Regions from separate parts of the Mus musculus genome. Here regions 2, 3 and 4 are each linked to region 1. The links are chromatin loops, found by intact Hi-C in ENCODE. Cell type or tissue: left cerebral cortex. All regions are shown on one strand. Each heading gives the region's core, and the rest is flanking DNA. Links, peaks and the distances in the headings are about the cores only. Region 1 holds the start of Slc9a4 (solute carrier family 9 (sodium/hydrogen exchanger), member 4). Region 2 has its middle 23 kb from the start of Slc9a2. Region 3 overlaps Tmem182 (transmembrane protein 182). Region 4 overlaps Slc9a2 (solute carrier family 9 (sodium/hydrogen exchanger), member 2).

Evidence for each region. A loop is a pair of places that touch in the nucleus more often than their neighbours do. Peaks named below come from ENCODE experiments on the same cell type or tissue, not always from the same donor. Only the 100,000 strongest peaks of a DNase experiment are listed, where the experiment ranks them.
Region 2: it touches region 1 in a loop (13-fold over the local background); 24 of 42 quality-filtered maps call a loop at or near these places.
Region 3: it touches region 1 in a loop (11-fold over the local background); 8 of 42 quality-filtered maps call a loop at or near these places.
Region 4: a loop joins it to region 1, with 9 times the contacts of the local background. A loop is called at or near these places in 28 of 42 quality-filtered maps.

The regions. Positions count from the first base shown.
Region 1 is chr1:40,577,709-40,582,753 of GRCm38, forward strand. It overlaps Slc9a4 (solute carrier family 9 (sodium/hydrogen exchanger), member 4), which reads left to right and starts at 2,519. Exons shown (of 12, transcript NM_177084.3): 1 at 2,519-3,063. The coding sequence starts at 2,808. Gm35801 (predicted gene, 35801) reads right to left here and starts at 2,954. Exons shown (of 2, transcript NR_168311.1): 1 at 2,748-2,954. In left cerebral cortex, for the core only: a CTCF peak has its summit at 2,250 (motif pointing right); a DNase peak (open chromatin) is centred at 2,260.
Region 2 is chr1:40,655,911-40,660,955 of GRCm38, forward strand. No RefSeq gene overlaps it. Among named protein-coding and RNA genes, the nearest start is that of Slc9a2, 23 kb to the right of the region's middle. In left cerebral cortex, for the core only: a CTCF peak has its summit at 2,285; a DNase peak (open chromatin) is centred at 2,265.
Region 3 is chr1:40,841,786-40,846,830 of GRCm38, forward strand. All of the region lies in intron 4 of Tmem182 (transmembrane protein 182), which reads left to right. Among named protein-coding and RNA genes, the nearest start is that of Tmem182, 39 kb to the left of the region's middle. In left cerebral cortex, for the core only: a CTCF peak has its summit at 3,050 (motif pointing left); a DNase peak (open chromatin) is centred at 3,039.
Region 4 is chr1:40,765,908-40,770,952 of GRCm38, forward strand. Slc9a2 (solute carrier family 9 (sodium/hydrogen exchanger), member 2) reads left to right here. Exons shown (of 12, transcript NM_001033289.2): 11 at 336-426; 12 at 1,719-2,978. The coding sequence ends at 2,092. Among named protein-coding and RNA genes, the nearest start is that of Gm37915, 2.9 kb to the right of the region's middle. In left cerebral cortex, for the core only: a CTCF peak has its summit at 2,909 (motif pointing left); a DNase peak (open chromatin) is centred at 2,896.

The DNA of each region.
Region 1 (5,045 bases), core at 353-4,352:
CGCCCTCTGTTAAAACCAAACATCACATCAGAACCTCAGAAGATGGATGTGGTGGATGGGGGGCGGGGGGGGGGGTGACAGTGTCATGGGACCTCTGTTCTTTCCCCCACATGGCCACATTGAATACATCTCCTCTCTCTGACATTGAATACATCTCCTCTCTCTGACATTGAATACATCACATCTCTCTGACACTGAATACATCTCCTCTCTCTGCTTTTCAATATTGCTTATCTCACTGGTATAGTGGGACAGGTGTCTGAGCTTAGCCTGTCAGGCCTGCCAGGACCCAGGAACTGGTTCTGACTACTCTGGTAACAAGCTCCTTAAGTAGATCTAACAGTTTTTTAGTCAATTATTAATGATTCCCCATTAAAAAGATTATATCATATGTATATAGGAAGAATTTTATTTTCTCAAGCCAACCTGGGTATCCTTTTCTTTATTGCTTAACCACCCTGGATAGAGCCTGCATGGTGTGTTCAATGGAACAGCTTGATTGGGAGAAAATGTCAGTTTTTGACAAGAAATAAATTATTGCTTGTGAATGTTATATCAGGAATCTCCCTCTTCTCCCATTTTGGTGGCTGTTCCCACCTTATTTATTTATTTATTTGTACTTATTCACTTTATATCCTGCTCACTGCCCTGATTTATTTATTTATTTATTTATTTATTTATTTATTTATTTGTACTTATTCACTTTATATCCTGCTCACTGCCCTGATTCTGGTCACCCCCTCCCACTATTTTTTGCCCATTCCTTCCTCTTCTCCTCTGAGCAGGTGGGACTCTTCCTGGGTGGGTATTTCCCCCACCCGCTCCACACCCTGGTACTTCAAGTCTCTGCAAGGCATTTCCTCTCCCACTGAGGCCAGATGAGGCAGCCCAGTTAGAAGAACATATCCAACATACAGGCAACAGCTTTTGGGATATTTAGTCTGTTTTTTTAAAAATGAAAACATGTTGATTTGGTCTGTTTCTTTTTTCTCAGTTTATTTAAGAGATCTGTATGACTTTGACTTTCATCCTATCATATTACATTATGTTGAAATTAATCCAACTTCTCTCCCTGGAGTTAATTGTACTTTGTAAATCCATGGTTGACACACGCTTACCTATCTGCTTGATGCTTTCCTTTGTCTAAGATAGCCCCTGTATGTCCAATGAAATTCATAGTTACATCAAATGCTACCTAGTGGCTATTTGTAAAACTAACCCATCCCTCTGACCATGCTGTTGTTGTTCTATTTACGTTCCATGCTGTTACTTTCTATCTTCTGTCTTAAAGGATTTCCAGGCTGGAGAGATAGCTCAGGGGTTAAGAGCACTGACTGCTCTTCCAGAGGTCCTGAGTTCAAATCCCAGCAACCATATGGTGACTCACAACCATCTGTAATGGGATCTGATGCCCTCTTCTGTTGTGTCTGTAGACAGCTATAGTGTACTCATATACATAAAATAAATAGTCTTTAAAAAAATAATTTCCATTTGTAAGTGGATCAAAAGGTGGTTTTGTAAGGTGCAATTGACAAGGAAGGGAGATGACGTGGTAAAGTTCAAAGTGATGCTGTGGCCTCAAGCAGAGCTCGTTAGTTGTTTTTACATCCTTGCTTCAGTTGTCTTTAGAAAAATACACATTAAATCTGTAGGCAATTTGGGCCTTTTGAAGTTCCTTCTCTCCCCTCCTCCTCTTCCTCCTCCTTCTCCTCCTCCTCTTCTTCTCAATTTTATTTACTGTCCTATCTGCTCCACTGGCCCAATGCAACTACCCACTTCCAGATAAAGAACCTTTGACAAAATCCATTCTGGACCTCATAGCTAGGCTGTGTAGACACTTCTTTTGTACAGACAGAGCACAATGGCACAATGGTTAGCTACTGGGTTTGAGTATTTGAGAACATTTTTCCAACTGAGTTTTCAGACACATTCATGAAGTTTCTCATTTTGGTTTCTTCCCTTTGAGAAACTCACTGTGGAGCTTAGAGAAAGCTGGAGCTTTGTTTCTTCCATAATTTATTGGCCAGGAAATCAAGTATTCATTATCTTCATTGCTTTGCCACTTCCTCCTCCCTTGTCTGTGAAGACAGTCTTATGGGTCTTCCAGGACAGTGCTATTTCGTCCTCATGGCCTGGCGCAATTCCTAACAGCTCTTCATCCTCAAAAATACTTTGGTTTGAGCGCTAACCCAACAGACAGCAACTTGGTCCTTATCAGCCACAAAGGCTGATATGTTGCAGGTGCCCACTAGGTGTCAGTAGTGTAGCCTGCCAAGAACCTTCGGAACAAGCATTTCATTACAAAAGTCAAATCAAAGCAAATAATTAAAGTGTGGTTCAAAAGCTACCTGCGGCTTTGACCGGTTCAAAACAGGTGAGACAGAATCTCGGGAGGTGAGGAGGCTCAGGTGTGGGACAGGTGGCTCCTTCCTGGGATCCAACAGGGCAGAAAGGAATCCTTTCCTTATAAAGGACTTCAGTGTTTCTCGGAATGAGTCTCTTCCCAATTTACACTCACAAGATGAAGCCAGTGTTCAGAGAATGAGGAAACAGTTTCGAATGAAGAGGGATTGATTTCTCTTTATAGATATCTCTTTGAGCCCAGAACTGAGCTGCCTGAACACAGTAGATTTTAAGAAGATTTGAAAGGACGCACCTGCAGAGTCATCGCACCGGACCTCTTTGGAAATGACTTCTGGATTGCAAATAGATTGCCTCTCGGTCAGATAGTGCAGCTGGAAACTCACCTGTGCCGCAGAGGCGTGGCATACATCAGGACCCAGGTGCGAAGTCAGAGTCGCACAGGCATGGGTCCTGCAATGTTTATGGCTTTTCGTTTATGGAACTGGTTACTACTGCTGGCGGTCCTTACACGTTCCGAAGCAACATCGTATGTTAATGAGTCCTCCAATCCCACTGCCCAGCAGGCACCTGATGCTCGGTTTGCTGCTTCTAGCTCAGACCCCGATGAAGGGATATCTGTTTTTGAACTGGATTATGACTATGTTCAAATCCCTTATGAAGTCACCCTCTGGATACTGCTCGCATCTCTTGCCAAGATAGGTAAGTCCTCTAGCACAGGTTGAGGGAGGATTGTTTCTTACCTGAGTTGTCATGTATGAACATCTCTTACATGACAGACTACGATGAGTTAAGTAGACAGTAACTGCTACTTGTAGTGCGCATTTCCCTGAAGTGTGGCTGTTTAATGTTTCAGGATTGTGTTTGAAATTTAAACGCATACTTCCAGGTCCTGCATGGTTTTGACTTCATATTTCAAAAAGATAACCATGTGTTTTCTTTGTCATATAAAAATCTTATGCTATATGTTTAAAAGAATATAAAATGTAAAGTGTACAGTATTCAGGAAATACTGAAGACTACATAACATTCCCCTTCCCCCCCCTTTTTATTAGGTATTTTCTTCATTTACATTTCAAATGCTATCCTGAAAGTCCCCTATACCTTCCCCCAACCCTGCTCCCCTACCCACCCACTCCCACTTCTTGGCCCTGGTGTTCCCCTGTAGATAACATTTATTTTCTAACATAGTCTTTTACTCATTCCTAGCCACAGAACTGTAATTTTGTTAGTTGGGAGACATCTCTAGCAGTTTGCTTACACAGATATTATACAACAAAAATAATTAAAGTCACTTCTGACTTTGCAAGTTCTTTTTCTTCTTAGAATATTATGGGAACTGTTCCTGGAAACATCTGGAAGAATAACATTGAAATGAAATGGAATCTTCCACTTCTGGGGATGGGATGTTGTTTCTTTGCATTTCCCTTTGAAACACTGGAATTGTAAGAGTTGAAAGTAACTGCCTCTGCAACTCTGCTGCCCTTCATGATAGTGGGCAGGTGTTTCAAAGTGTAAAATGCACCAAGTCCTTTTCACTGCAATGTGACGAGCCTGTGGCCTGTTCCTGCCACAGCCCCACAGGTCTACTTTGCCTTAAGGCAGGCAGACACTGGATCCATTTCAGGGAGCTCCCAGTTCAAGGAAACAAGACTGGAATGGTGAAACACAGGCCCAAGAAAACACATTCTAGGCTCCTCTATGCCATGACATAATTTAGAAGTTAATTTTGATTAAAATAAACATCAATTGAAAGGCAAAAATATAGCTGGCGAAGAAGGACAAAAAGAGACCAAGGAAGTTGTGATTAGAAAACAAAGAATATAGGGCTTTAGAAGGTCTTGAGCTGGTCTTAACACAGTGAAGTCTTGCTGAGAGTAATGTCTTTTGGTGAAAATTATGCTCAACTGCATCAACCTGCTTATGCATAGAACATAAGTTCAAAATGGTGCAGTGGGGGACCCACATCTTCTCTTTATACAGCTAAATGTAAAATTCTCCAAGGAGACATTCACTGGTTCCTCATAGTGTATGGAAAGAAATCTACCTTAATTAATTTGGAAGTTAAGCTCTCCACTATATGGGACAACATCATCTTCCAACTTCTCCTTAATTTTCCCAATCCACAGTTTGCTCAAGCCAAGTGGATCATCTCTCAATGAGGGGGAGAAGTGTCTGCCAGGACCAATCCTACCCCAAGCTCCCCTCTCTACAATGCTTCTCATTCTGTTATCCAACTCTGAGAATCTTAGTGTTTCCAGAAGCACCTGGTTACTGTCCACATGAAAGCATCCCTGATGACCAGTTAGTTCATTCAGTTGTACAGTTTTACAGCCAGCTATCACACAGACTGAGATGTGGGTTTTTGCTAAGTAATGTAATGACATAAATCATCTATTTAATTTGGGGAAATTTATAAACTAGTGCAGGTAAGTAATGTACACATGTTGTAGATTGGGATCATTGTTACTAAACAAGCATTAGGGAGATAAATTGTTCTGGTAGTTTCGAGGAAGACATTAATTCTTCTGGTGGGGAATGGGAAAGGCTTAGCATCAAAGTCTGAAAGGCAAATAATAAGGACAATTCAAGCAGGAAAAACAGATGAGCAAGACAGGAAAAGGGAACCTGATTGCAAAGGATTTTGATTGGCTATATTAAAGGATGGATGCATTTCTGGCAGG
Region 2 (5,045 bases), core at 478-4,477, 78 kb after region 1:
CTTGTGTTAAGTTGACACAGAAAACCAATTAGTACAATGGATTTACTGTGAAATTACAAATATTTCTTTTTGTTTGTTTGTTTGTTTGTTTGTTTGTTTTTCTGAGATAGGGTTCTGTTTTGTAGACTAGGATGGCCTAGAACTCATTCTACAGCCCAGTCTAGCCTTGAACTCATGGCAAACGTTCTGCCTATAAGCATGAGATACCACATCTGGTTTAGTTCTATAATTAAAAAAATTTTTTTCTCTCTCACTATGTAGACTCAGACATTAAAAGCACTCCATACTACCATCCCATTACCAATTGCTGTTGCTTAAGGTTCTAGCTCCTTATGGCTGCTATAACTTCTGCTATATTGATTTCTCAACCAGTTTCTGCCAGTTTCCTTGGTCCTCAACTGCAGCTGGAGGTAGAGGTTCTGTTCATGTATTCACCAACACTAGCTCCTTCAAGCTGAAAAGTGATTCACTAGAAGAAGAGTTTTTTTTTCCATTTGCATCATTTACTATGAATGAAGATGGACCCTTTTCCCCTTGCTTACACATTTTTATTTTCATATGTAGGTGTTGGTGTATGTGTGTGTGCATGTGTATGCTTGTGTGTGTGTGTCATATATGTGTATTGTATGTTCCTGTGCATGCACTTGTGCATAAAGGTACATGTACATAATGTGGAGGCTAGGTGTCTATACAGAGTGTGTGATCAATAATTCTCTACCCTTCCTTCCTTCCTTCCTCCCTCCCTCCCTCCCTCCCTCCCTCCCTCCCTCCCTCCCTCCCTTCCTTCCTTCCTCCCTTCCTCTCTTTATTTCTTTTCCCTTTTTAAATGATAGGGTCTCCTTATATTACTTTGGCCGGCTCCACTCCTACTATATAGCCAGAATGGCCTGGAGCTCTTTATTACTTATTATTTATTGTATTTATTATTTGTTTTTATCATTATTTGTTTGTCTGCTCCACCTTATGTTTTGAGACAGGGTCTCTCACTGAACCTGTGAGCCTGGAGCTCACTGGTTCCCCTAGATTGGCTGACCAGCAATGTCTGGAGAATCCTATCTCTACTCCCGAGCACTGGGGTCTTCGATGTGTGTCACCATGCCCTGCTATTTATGTGGGTGCTGCATATCTGAGCACAGTTCCACATCTTGCGTGCTAAGCATTTTACCCACTAAGCCTTCTTCACAGGCTGACATTTGTGAAGAGGCACCATTTCCCTTGAGAAGGAAATCATAAAGCCAGGTCATTCACCTACCCTTGTAATGAGAACAGAGACCGAGGGATAGTGACTTTCCTGCCACAATCAGTGCTTGTTATCAATTGTAAAACAGGGTGGGGAGGCAGAGACTGGTTCTGTTCTTGACCAAGCCTCTGAGGGAGGCCATTTATCTCAGTGGAACCCAAGGCTAATCAAACTACCTTTCGTTTTGTTTGCTTAGTTAATCGGGTGAAAGAAGTTAGCCACTGAAAAGGTGGCTTCAACTCTATTGACATTAAGCCAGTTCTTGTTTTCAAGACCCACAGATGATGGCTGGCAGTGTTCTAAAAGGAAGAAGCTGGAAATTACTGTGTTTCCTTAAAAGGAAGCACCAACAGGCTCTATATTCAGCCGATACAATTTGTTTCCAAGCAAAGAATAGTACCACTTCCCTGACACATATTTTCAAAAGTCATTCATAAAACTCACTTTTCAATGCTGGCATCCAAGTGATGATCATAACTGAAGACACTGTAGAGGCAAGTTTCCTGATTGTGGCTGTGAATCTGGCTCTGTGGGAAAGCCAAATGATGTCAGCAGCTATCCAGTGTTGGGTGGCATTGATTTGAGACAGACATTTTCAACATATCACCAAACATGGTTGAGAAACTTGATGGCTATAGGGTAACCTCCTTCATAAAGATTAATAACAACATGTTAGTTTATTTCTCAAAAACAAGATTTGTGGTGATTCGTTCTTCTATGTTATTCTGTGAAGTCATCCTGTGATGTGTGTAGTCAGTGTACTGAAACTAAGGTCGCTGATGCTTCTGCCAATGTTCTCACCTGTACTTTTTGTTTTAGTATATTTAAACCTTTCTTCTTTTTTTCTCTTCCTCCTCTTTTCAGTGCTGTCCGGACTATCTTCTTCATATACCACCTTATCCCTACTGCTTGGCAGTGTTGTTTCATGCCGTGCAATAAATGGTTGTTGACTGACTGAATGCACGATCCCATTGCTTGGCAGCCTGAGTAGACCAAACGTTACTAGTAATAGTGCCACAGTGACCCCTGTTGATGAAACCAGAAAGTGCAATGTGCAGACTGATTCTAATGCAGGTTATGTTCACACTGAAATATGAGCTCTGGCCAATCTGGAGCTCAGTAGCAAAGGCCATCAAAGGTGGGTCAGCATTTGGAAAGGATTAGGATCCGCACCACTGCGCTGTCAGTGTGAGAGTACAGCTCAGCCCGTCTCCTTGTCTGAGCTTGACTTTCTGTGACTATAGTCAGGGCCCAGGCGTCACCACTTTAAATGATTTTACTTGTTTGCCATTTCTCAGAGAATTCAAAGTTTTATACTGCACATCAGCTTGTATTACTACACTTAACACACTTTATTACTTATTCTGCATTTGTATATCTTCGTTTGTGTGCTCTTGTGTGTGATGTGTGTTCCTGTGTGTGCTTGTGTGTGTGTGTGTGTGTGTGTGTGCATGTGCATGCGCGTGTGCGTGTGCGAGTGCTTTTGAGCGTAGAGCTTGACATGAGGTGTTCTCTGTAGCTCTCCATGTTTGGAGACAGAGTTTCCCATTAAGCCTTAGGCTCACCCACCTGGGATCCTGATGGTTTCTACCTCTTTAGAGCCAGCATTCCAGGCACGCATCCATATTTTTTGCATGGGTCTTGGAGGATCTGAGCTCATGTCCTTCTAATTTTACTTTAACAAGCAAACCAGCACCTTAACCCTTTACTCCATATGTGAGCAGAAAGGGCACTGGGATACTTAAGATTTCTAAGCTGTTCTTCGTACTTTTTATTACTCTTTTTTTTTTTCTGGTTGTGGACAGATGGATGGAGCCATTAACAGGGTTCCAGTCTCTCCAACTTTCTCTGTTCTTCCGGTAAAGTTAGGGGAAATGAAAGAGACTGCTTTTGAGCACATATTGAAAGTGATAGTTATTTTAAAAATTGAATGCAAAAACACTCAATCCTAGTAAAGAAGAGAGTGATACCGCCACCGCATCGTAAACTCTGACGCTTGAGACGACGGAACAGCTGGGAGCCTTAAGATGCTTCAAACATCATCCTGCCTTCAACCTTTGCACCGACTGAACCGGCCCAATTAACTTCATTTCCAGGGCTGCACTGCACTGAAAGATCCCACGTGGACTGTGATCACGTTTCCCCGTTGAACAAGGAAGTACAAAATTGCTTATCTGAAAACTGATAAAGCTTAAAAGAGATGGGGGGGGGGGGCGACCCAGGAGAGGAGATATTTATTTGAATATAGATGTCATATTAATACTGATATTATCTAAACAAAACTAGGATGCTTTTAGAGCTGGTAATAGAGCGCGTTGGAAGGGAAGCATTAGGAAGTATCAGCTGCAGAACTAAAACACGCTTTTCCTCTGAGAGGGAAAGGAATGAAAACACACTCGCCCTTGCTTCCCAGTCCTTGGTGGGGCTCTGTCTCTGGGAACACCGTCAGACTATCTTGGTGGGGCTCTGTCTCTTGGAACACCGTCAGACTATCTTGGTGGGGCTCTGTCTCTGGGAGCACCGTCAGACTATCTTGGTGGGGGCTCTGTCTCTGGGAACACCGTCAGACTATGCTGTGCTCCCTCATGCAGCAAGACGCAGACCTGGAGCTGCAAACCATTGTAGATGGAATTCAAAACAACGGCTTCCATATCGAATTACTGGGCTATTTTTGTAAGGCTGCTGGCTCTGCCTATTTATTTTTCTTACACACCTCCTCCCCCAATCTTTTAAAGAGTGCTAAAAATGATACAGAACCAAAGAAGATAACAACAATAAAGCAGAAGCCCCAGGAGGAAGGAAAACAGAGCCCACAGAGAGGTAAAGAAGGCTCACAACCACAGTATGCTCTGCAAACTGTCTCCTCACCGGCCTCACCTGTGGCCTTAAACTGGGCAAGCACTGGGCAGACTAATATAAAGCCAACTGAGTCTTATGGATGTTAACAAGCACTCCTAGAATTAAGGCTGTACTCTTGGTGGAGAGAATACAAAGTATCTTAGCACAACATTTCCTAGGAATCTCCCTTCAGTTGCTTTTCCTGATGGGGTTCCCAGGTAAAATGGAATCTCAGCTTAGCAAAGGACACACACACTTGCACTTACTCCCAACAGCCATTCCTTGTTTGTCTGATTCAGATAACTGGGCACCTGTGTTTGGATTTGCTAAGCTTGAAAGCCCTTGGAAAGCACCGTGTAGCATGCCAGCCATCCAGTCTGCACACAGTTTCAGCTCCGATCCAAGTGTGGGACACCGTGCAAGGACAGCTATGGAGAGAAGCACAGCTTAATATATTCAATACTTAGGGTGTAAAAGAACAAACAAGAAATTTCAAGCACGTTCAGAGGAGAGTTATAATCTAGAGATATTGCTGAACATGGTGTGTGGATTGACCACACTGGCAGGTCTTGCCGATCATCTACACACTAGTTGGGAAATAATGGTTTGCTTGCTCATTTGTTCTGTCTCCAATGTCAACTATGTGGTTGGTTACAGACATAGATGAATATCTGAAAATAGAATCTCTAGGGGTTGTAGGAAAGCTCTGTGGAAAAAGTGCTCTCTATACAAGCTGGAGGACCAGAGTTCAGGCCCCCCAGTGCTAATATAAAGGCAGGCAGATGCCAGGGGCCAGCTAGTCCAGCCAACTAATGGGCTCCAGGTTCAAGGGAAAAAACTATATCAAGAAGACAGAGAAGTGACTGGAAGACCACCTCTGAACTGCGTTCACACAGGAACAGATAAGGACATCACACACACACACACACACACACACACACACACACACACACACACACACACCCGA
Region 3 (5,045 bases), core at 730-4,729, 260 kb after region 1:
GAGTGATGCCTTCATGGTACCCTCGGGTGCTTTATGTGGGACCGTGCCTACACAGGTGTTCTAAGTGCTACAGGGAAAAGCTTTCCAAAATTGCACTTCCTGCTATCCTGGGTCTGATATTTCAGACAATTGCCACATAGGAGCTAAAGGAAGTCAGCCTCACCCAGTCCTACACAGGAAAGATCAGCCAAGATTTATATATATATTTAAAAGTAATTAGTGTATTTACTTTATATCCCAATGACAGCCTCCCCTCCCTCCTCTCCTCCTGCTCTCTCCCTCCCCAACCCTCCTTCCCTTTCTCCTCAGAAAAGAATAGGCCTCCCGTGGATATTAATCCTCTTTGGCATATCAAGTTGAAGCAGGACTAGGAGCATCTTCTCCTGTTGGGGCTAGACAAGGCTGCCCAGTTTAGGGAAAGGGATCCAAAAGCAGGCAATAACGTCAGAGACAGCCCCTGCTCCTGCCGTAAGAGGCCCCACATAAAAGCCAAGCTGCTCATGTGTTATACATGTGCAGAGGGCCTAGGTCCATCCTACACATGCTCCCTGGTTGGTGGTTCAGTCTCTGTGAGCTTCTATGGGCCCAGGTTAGTTGATTCTGTGGGATTTCTTATGGTGTCCTTGACCTCCCTGGCTCCTACACTCCTTCCTTCTCCTTTTCCAAAAGCTTCACCAAGCTCAGCTCCACCTAATGTTTGGCTGTGGGTCTCTGCATCTGTTTCCATCTGTTGCTGGGAGAAGCTTCTCTGATGACAGTTATGTTAGGCTCCTGTCCCCACACATCTTGTAGGCAGGACAAATTGTGGGTCAAAGGTTTTGTGGCTGAGTTGGTGTCCCCATCCCTCCACTGGAATTCTTGCCTGGTTATAAGAGCTAGCCATTTCTGGTTCCATACTTCTCATTGCTAGGAGTCTTAGTCATAGACTCTTGCGAGTTTCTATTGTCCTAGCTTTCTAGCTTATCCCAGAGACGACCCCCTCCAACCTGATTCCAGTTCTCTCTCCCTCTGTCCTCCCCATGCCTGATCTCTCCTGCACCTCTCCCTACTCCTTCTCCCATCCAGATTCCTCCCTTCCTCTACCCCAGATGTCTATTTTATTCCCTCTTAATGAGATTCAAACATCCTCCCTTGGGCCCTCCTTGTTGTTGCTTCGGTCTATGGATTGTAGCATGACTATCCTGTTTTCTATGGCTAATATCCACTAATCAGTACATACCATGTTTGTCTTTCTGGGTCTGAGTTACCCCACTCATAATGATCCTTTCTCGTTCCATCCATTTGCTTGCCAATTTCATGGCATCCTGGTGTTAATAGCTGAGTAGTACTCCATTGTGTAAATGAATGCCATTTTCTTTATCCATTCTTCATTTGACAGTCATCTGAGTTGTTTTTAGTTTCTGGCTATTACGAGTAAAGCTGCTATGAACATAGTTGAGCAAGTGTCCGTATGGTATGATGGAGCATCTTTTGAGTATCTACCCAGGAGTAGGGTAGTTGGGTCTTGAGTAGAATTATTTCCACTTTTCTGAAAAACTGCCAAATTGATTTCCATAGCATCTATACAAGTTTGCACTGCGACCAGCAATGAAGGAGTGGTTCCTTTTGCTCCACATCCTCAGCAGCATGAGCTGTTGCTTGAGGTTTTGATCCTAGCCATTCCGATGGGTATCAGGTAGAATCTCAGAGTTCTTTAGATTTCAATTTCCCTGATGAGTAAGGATGTTGAACATTTCTTTAGGTGCCTCTCAACCATGGGAGATTTCTCTGTTGAGAATTCTCTGTTTATATCTATATCCCAGTTTTAAATTGGGTTATTTGGTTTGTTGATGTCTAATTTCTTGAGTTCTTTATATGTTTTGGATATCAGCCCTCTGTTGGATGTAGGGTTGGTGAAGATCTTTGCCCAGTCTGTAGGCTGTGGTTTTGGTCTTTGGACAGTGCCATCTGCAAAGATTTTTTATTTTAAAAATATTTAAAAGTTACAACCTTCCCCCAGGTGCTTCTCTCTCTCTCTCTCTCTCTCTCTCTCTCTCTCTCTCTCTCTCTCTCTCTCTCTCTCTCTGTATGTGTTTAGTGTGGCTAACTTGCTTTTTGAGGCCCTTTTTGATGGGGTGCCATATGACATAAGTGATGGCACTCTGGGAACAGGGAGCCGAAGCCCCACAGAAGGATTTCTGAGAGGATTCTTTGAAACTTCTCGAATCAGAGTCATCCAAGAATCAGGAACAGGTGTGGAGATGAGATCCTGTGAGTGTACCAGACACCTGCACTCCCACCTACCACAGAACACAGAATGTGTGTCCTTGTTGAGGACAGTCTGGGTCATGGCTTGGTTTCAGTTCAGGCATACCTAACACTCAAGAGGCTAGTATTAACTTGGGGAATCTTTTATGGAAAACCTTGAACTTCAGGTTGGAAGGATGTTTCTTATAGCTTCAACATCCCTCTGGAAACTGTCACTGTTCTGAGAACTATAGCTATGGCTTTACCATTTATTGCAGTATTATTATGTTGTATAACTAGGCATTTGCAGCAGGGGCTTCAGATGTGTGAAACAGCAAGGTTTTTTTGCTGGTCTTTATGCATTGTGGCTAGTCTAGAGCTGGGCTTGCCTTATCCTTTCCACAGGTTGTGTATCCCTTATCTACTTACTCTGAATGGGAAGGGATCACGTGTTTCTGCAAATACTATTTATCATCCCAGATTTCCCCCTGAACAGTCACTTTGCTGAGAAACAATGAGTAATAAGTCACTGAGAAATACCAAATTTCTGCTAACTTTTATAACTTCTTACACTTTCCTATCTGGTTAAGTTCTGCTTGGTCGGAGCATATTTTAGTATGGATTCATTGATACAGCAATATTGATCTCCTCTAAGAAGCTGCTCTACAAATAATTTTTACTTCTTGTAATGAGAGGTCTGTTGGGTTGGGGGAGGGGACTTGATTAACTGGAAAGTCAAAGCAGATGGTTACATCCAACTCTGGATTAGTTTGTGTTTTTCCAAAGTCTATGGTGATGAGACTGTGGGGGGACTGGTGCCATCTGGTGGACACAAGTGGGAAAACATGGGAGGCAAACTGTCAAGCTTTCAAGGCAGTGTGGTTCTCAACCTGGGGGTTGAACAACCCTTCCACAGGGGTTGCCTAAGACAGTTAGAAAACACAGATATTTACATTACAGATAATAACAGTAGCAAAATTACTATTATGAGGTAGCAAGGAAAATGATTTTATGGTTGGGGGATCACCACAACATGAGGAACTGTATTAGGAAACATTAGGAAGACTGAGAACCACTGCCCCTAAGGTCTCAGAGCCCGAAGGAGCCAGGATGAGCTGATTGTTTTTCTTCCAGACAACAGCAGGGTCACATGAAATTCTCTGGTGCTGTAGAACACTGCAGATATCATTCCCTAGCTGTCAGAACTAACTCATGTCAACTCCTGATGATGATGATGGTGATGATGGTGGTGGTGGTGGTGATGATGGTGATAGTGGTGATGGTGATGATGATGTTAGCTGATGCTTCTGAGGGAGAACATGTTCCCAGCACAGTGCTGGCTGCTGTGCGTCGTCATCTCATTCCCCATGACCTCTTTCTTATATGAGATCTCATAAGGAAGTGATCACCACTTACCAATGAAGTAACAGATGAAGAAGCAAGGACCATGCATAGAGTTACTTCAAAGTGGAAATCTTTGCAGCCAGGAACGTGAGATGAAAGTTAGAGTTGTCAAAATCCAGACTAGTACCTTTTAAACACATCCTGAAACTCGGTGGTTGTGAGTAAAATCACCCTTGGAGTGAGTCACCCTTGCAACTTGAATGCTTGTGGAGAATTCTCTGTTAATTCCTATTTTTCAATGCAGTTCATTGTATTCAGCACAGGAATGTTTAATGCTGAAAATTATCATATGTGTTTGGGAAGCCCTGTATGTAGTTGATAGACAGGGTCGACTGACAAGATAAAAATCATGACTCCAGAGAATGATAGGAGGAGGGCACAGTGTGCCAGGTGAATATCAGCTAGGGAGATTGGTAAACGGATTATAAATGCAAGAGCAGTTAGGACTAACTCAAAAGGCTGCAGAAACACCAGAAGTGAAGTGTCAGAAGAATGAATGCAGAAGAATCAAGATCAAGAGTGTTGGACACAATGTATCAGTTGTTTTAAACTTCCAAAATAGGATACATTAAACAGAGCATCATTTGATCCTAATAGAAAGCAATAACCCATTAGTGTAAAAAAGAAACAACAAATTATTATAAAACACAATTTAACATATTTTAAAGGACACTTAGCTTGTTTGCCCAGAAAAGCAGTCTTAGTTTTAATGAATGCAATTTTTATGAAATTACTTGGAAAATGCATTAGAATATAATGAGAAGTATTATCATCTAGCCAATGTGCAGTTGGCAGACTTCCCCTTTCTCTTTTTATAACATATAAAGGATTGAACTTGGCAGTAGAACTAGCTGTGGGAGGGGGGTCAGCTTGTATGAGTCCCCGTTGGTAGGGCACACACATCTTGTGGAAGTGCACAGAGGCCTCAAACACTGACGTGTTTTAGGTAGTCAGGATGTCGTTAAACCACGTGACAACAGGCTTGTAAATGTGGTGGTATCCTAAGATGATTATATGTAGTATGTTAATTTAAATTTTAACCTGCTATAGTAAGGGACTTTGAGATTTCATCTGAATCACTGCCTGTTCTCAGGCAGCCATCCCTGTGCCACCTAGTTCTTTCTTTTACCTGTAAATATTAATATTTTCAATGAAATGCTAGAAATGGTCCTTAAATATTGGAGGAACATATCTCCTTCCAAAGGAATCACAGCCAAATGGACACAAGCATGAGTAATGTTCTGGTTTCTAGGTCAGAGGCTAGTTCACAGGTGTTTTATAATTACACCTGCATGTATTTCATACTGATTCATATGTTACTTTATGTTCTCTGAATGAGAAAAATTGAATTATTTTCAAATGAAGGACCCCAAAACAACTGATCACAAAATGACCCCCCCCCCAAGCTAATTGTT
Region 4 (5,045 bases), core at 456-4,455, 190 kb after region 1:
GGAGAACTGTTTGAGGCCAGCCTAGGCAATATAATGTGAGACATACCTTAAGAAAAGAAGACAAATAACAATTTATTCCTTTTATAGACTTTCTTTTGCTTTTGTTTCATTTGCTTAAAATCTTATGTAACCCAGGCTGGCCTTGAACTCCCTATATAATTAGCCAAGGGTGCCTTTGAACTCCCAATCATTCTATCTCAAATATTCAGGGTCCATAGGTCTGCCTGCATGGCTCCACCCATTTTATATTTAAAATCTAGTTTTGTCATACAAATGTAGCTTCCGGCAGACAGTCGCTGGCATTTCTGTCATCTGAATAACACTTTCTTTCCCAGGCTTCCACTTCAACCTCCCGATATTTATCCTTACCTAAGAACACAAAGCTTCCAGAGAAGCTGCAGAAGAAGAAGAAGGTTTCAAATGCAGGTAAGGATTCTGCCCGGAGGAGAGACGCCTTCCGGCCTGTTTGTGGATGCTTATGAAACAAAACTGTCTCGCTTTCTTCGTTAAGGATGAACCCAATCCCTTGTGAAGCTCAAGCAACACCAGGGTGTCCTGAGTTAGCATTGTGGCCTTATTGGACAGATGCCTGTGTATAGTATAAATAATCTAATCCCGTGGTTTTCTGAATGATTCTTTAATTATAGCAAAGGCAAGTCCTTTTACTGTGGACATATTCAGCATCAAATACAAAGTTGTAAATAGAAAGATATACAGCATTTACATTCGTACACTAATTCTAATGTGTTTTCATGGAGTGGACCATAGATTTAACCTCCTTGTTTGATGATAATCTCATGCACACACACAAGCTCTTCTCCGTAAACCACAGCATTACGTTAGGATTCTGTTTTGCTAATTTATGGGAGGCAACAATTCAGACACTTTTGCAAGCACCTTTGTTTGGTTGTTTTTGTTTGTTTGTTTGTTTGTTTTAGATTTTGGGTTTTTTTGTTTGTTTGTTTCTGTTTGTTTCCGTTCATTAAGAAGAGGTTACTTGTGGGAATGGAGGGAGAGTTGAGAAACAAGAAGCAGGGAAACAGAGGGCAAGATAGCGACTGTCTTGTTACCCCTGCCTGTGTTTTGAGAGAAACATTCAATTCTGGTCATGCCAGCTGGTAGGCAAGGGCTGGTTCCCAGCAGTGGTCTTCCCATAATTTCCAGCCCCCAGACAGGAGGTCTAATGTTTACTCAAACTTCTCCCTTGGGCTTAGTAAGTATACGTTAATGCTTGGGTGCTTCTGTGGGCACACAGAACGCAAATATCCACGTGAAATTCCAGATGAAGAGATGAGTCTAAGTAGCAGAAAATTCTGTCAGGTTGCTTGCCAGTGTCAGAGACAGAGCTGAGCCTTCTTAGAAGGATCCTAGCAGCAGCTGAAAACAGAGCCAGAGTTTCTCAGGCTGAATTTCGGCCCCAATACTTACTTGCTAATATCTGTTGGACCTACAACCTCACTATAAAAGTAGGGGGGAGGTGATGAAATACGGTCAGTGGGGAAATGTATTTAGCAGTTAAAGTAAGCGCTTCAAAATTAGCACGGGCACGCTCTTGTGACACAGATATTCAAGGTCACTCAGCTGGAGTTAGAGTGAGATTTCTGACTTTCCCATTCCCCAAACTCCCCCAGGAGGGGATGGGACTCCATGGGGCTTTGCTGTGACTTGTGCTATCTCTGTGCTCTGCTTGCCCACACTGCCCTTCTATTCTGTGACAGATGGAAATAGCAGCGACTCGGACCCAGATGTTGGAACCACTGTGCTCAATTTGCAGCCCAGGACCAGGCGCTTCTTGCCAGATCAGTTCTCAAAGAAAGCCTCCCAGGCCTACAAAATGGAATGGAAGAACGAGGTGGATGTGGGTTCTGTGCGAGTGCCCCCCAGCGTCTCTCCAGCGCCCCGCAGTAAAGACGGGGGCACCCAAACACCGGGGTTGCTGAGGCAGCCCCTGCTCTCCAAAGACCAACGGTTTGGCCGGGGTAGGGAAGACAGTTTGACTGAAGACGTTCCACCCAAGCCCCCACCAAGGTTGGTGCGACGAGCGTCAGAACCCGGGAACAGGAAAGGCCGCCTTGGCAATGAAAAGCCATGATAAGAAGCCAAAGCCGACTTGGGGTGAATGGGCTAGCATGGCTGTGACTTGTTACTCAAACCTGATCTACCATTTAAAATCCTCTACCTAGAGGCATTCTTTGGGAAGTAGAGTCAAGCCACTGATTCCCAGGAGGAGCGCTGCTTATCTATCCCAAGAAGAGGAAGTCCCACAAAATGACTTTTGTGACTTTTGGCTAGTAAATGTATTCTTTCAAGGCCTGAAAGAAAAAAAAAGTGTGCCTTTACTGAACTTGAATGACAGAACTTGAAAATTTTAACGCGCCTTTGTTGGTGAAAATTTTAATATATTACAAATATGCCTCAGATTTATTTATGAAAAAAATGTGTTTATCTGTAGTGATTTTTTTTAAGGGAATGACACCAAAAGTGTCGAGAATATTTTTCCAAGGGGGTGAGGGTCAACTCCTAGAGGTGGGTCCTAAGTTCCAGATCCTACCATTTCCATGCTGAGCTGAAGGACTCAGTGAAGAAGAACATTGTCCCTAGAAGAGGCTTTGACTGACAGTAATAGGGCACAGGTTGGAATGGGTAGGCACATGAAATGGTGTGACTCTCAGAGTGTGGGTGGGAAGTCCCTGTACAACTTTAAAACAATGAGGTTCAGGCTGCTCTTGGTCCATTTCTGTGTTTTTCCTGGCTTTGGAGTAACATGCACTCTCCACCTGCCACCTCACCACACCCCCCTTTTTGTCTAGGTACAGACAGATTCACTCGGGCAAAAATCAGCCCATAGTGTTTAAAGACTTGGTGGCAGCTTCTGAGAAGTCCTACCAGTGAGGACCTCTTGTGGCCATTGTGGACATGGCAGCCACTAGAGACCGCTTGGGTTTTATGTTGTGTGGGGCTGGGAGGAAAGGGAGGTGGTTCCTTTCATTAGGGATCCAGGATCACCCGCTTTAATAAAATTGTCCTGTAGTGCATTCAGAGCTGCAAGCGGGGAAGGATCAACGCTTATACAGACCGCCTTCCAGTGTTGAAGGAAATGGTGAGTCTTTGGGTTTGACTTTGGATGAGGAAGCTCTTTGGAGAAAACCCCCGCTTTTTGCACTAGTCCTTAATTTGTTACCTCTTTCGCCTTTGATAATGTAGTGACTCAAATCTTTCATTAAGAATTAGATTCTATTCTCTGGAATACTTCTTAGGAGTATGGCAGGGAGAAACGGTGGGACGCAATCACTAAAGGTTCATATTTAAACCAATGTCTCTTAAGCTGCAGATTTATTAATTATTAAAGATTCATATTTAAACCAATGTCTCTCGAGCTGCAGGAGATTTATTGACTTCTCATGTGTTTTCGGAATTTCTTCTTTAACACTTTCCTGGGTTTACATTTTAAATGAAGCCAGTACTATAGTTGTTACCAGAGATCTCTTGGCCACAACAAAGGATACAAAGTAGCTTGGAAGGACCCTTTGCTTTGTAGGAGCTGTGATAACCCACTCTGACTTAAAAGTCCCGGGGGCAGAAGACTGTCATTGTTGGTGACTGCTGTGGGAAGCCCCAGCCCACTGGGACCCACACCATGCCTTGGAGTAGCTGAGCCTTGGCTGCATAAAGCAAGCAAATTAAGCACAAACCTGAAAAGCAAGCCTGGAACCTCCCCCTTTGTTTTTGCTTCAGTTCTTGCCCTGGCTACCCTCAGGGATGGACTGTGCTCAGGCATGGCTGGCCTCGGGCCAGTCTGATCCAGGCAATTCTTCAATTGAGACTCCTTCTTCCCAGGTGAATCTAAATTGTGTCAAGTTGACAACAAGCTTAACTAGGACAGAGGGTAAGGACATGCCTGAGTGAACATAGGAGCAGCTCTGTGGCTCCTTTCTCCACTACAATTAACGTAGCGTTTCTTGTGTTCTTGTCTTAAGAGGCTGCTAGGCCATCATGTGAGCCTGAAAATAATGCACACACAGTTAAAACATGTCCTTCCCTCCCCAGAAGTCCAAGATAGATTCATGGGAAAACATGAAAACACAATTGGAAAGCTACATGCTTAGAACTCCGTGCCAAAACAAACAAACAAACAATCTCCATTTTAAATGACTATATTTTTATAAACCATGTATTTCTTCTGAGAAGAAATCAAAACTTTTATAGGTATTTTTACTATAGAGATAGAATTCATAAAATGCTATGATGTTTGTTTTCCAAAATACATCATCACTGTGCATACTAATAATGGTTTATGACTTCTGGCAAGGAAGACAGAAGTTAAAAATAACCTACATATAATTTTACTGGTTTTCTATGTTAATAAATATTACAAAGAGTAATAACTTTCTGAAACTGAAGGAAGAACCATAAGCCAGCATGTGGTGACATTTCGGGCTAAATCGACACAAATTCAGCTTTCACTAAGGAAAACATCCTAATAAATGAGTAATGCTATAAATTTTAGAAAAGGAATGCCCAAGTAGTTTTATCTTAGTTGTCAGTTTTTAATCTGATGACAAAGTCAATAAGATAAATTTGATGTTGGCCTTTTCTCTGTTGTTGCTTCTTTTGATGATTACTTGATGCCAGTCACAGTAGAAAAGGGTGATATAGACATGAACCTCTGCAAGAGCATTGTCAACTTGTGAAGTATCGAGCCAGTCCTTAGCTAGGGACTTAGCAGCCATCTTGGCTATTACATCAACCGTGTGGACATACATTGCTTGTGTTCCTCTAGGTCCCACTGGTCTAAGGATGCAGCTTAGATCTGCCAAAGGGAAGCTAGGACATGCTTGCTGTCAGCTTGTTATCACACAGGTGAATGTTCTTAACTTGGGACAACAGAATAAACCTGTTAGTAAAATTGGGAAGCAGAATAGGGAAGTTCACCCTGCACTTGCTTTAGTACCTCAAACTCAAAGCATCATAGCAGTGAAGATGGGAAAATTTGATATCCATTTGGGGGGGTGTGGGGGAAACAGGCTATGTAAGGTTTGACACTG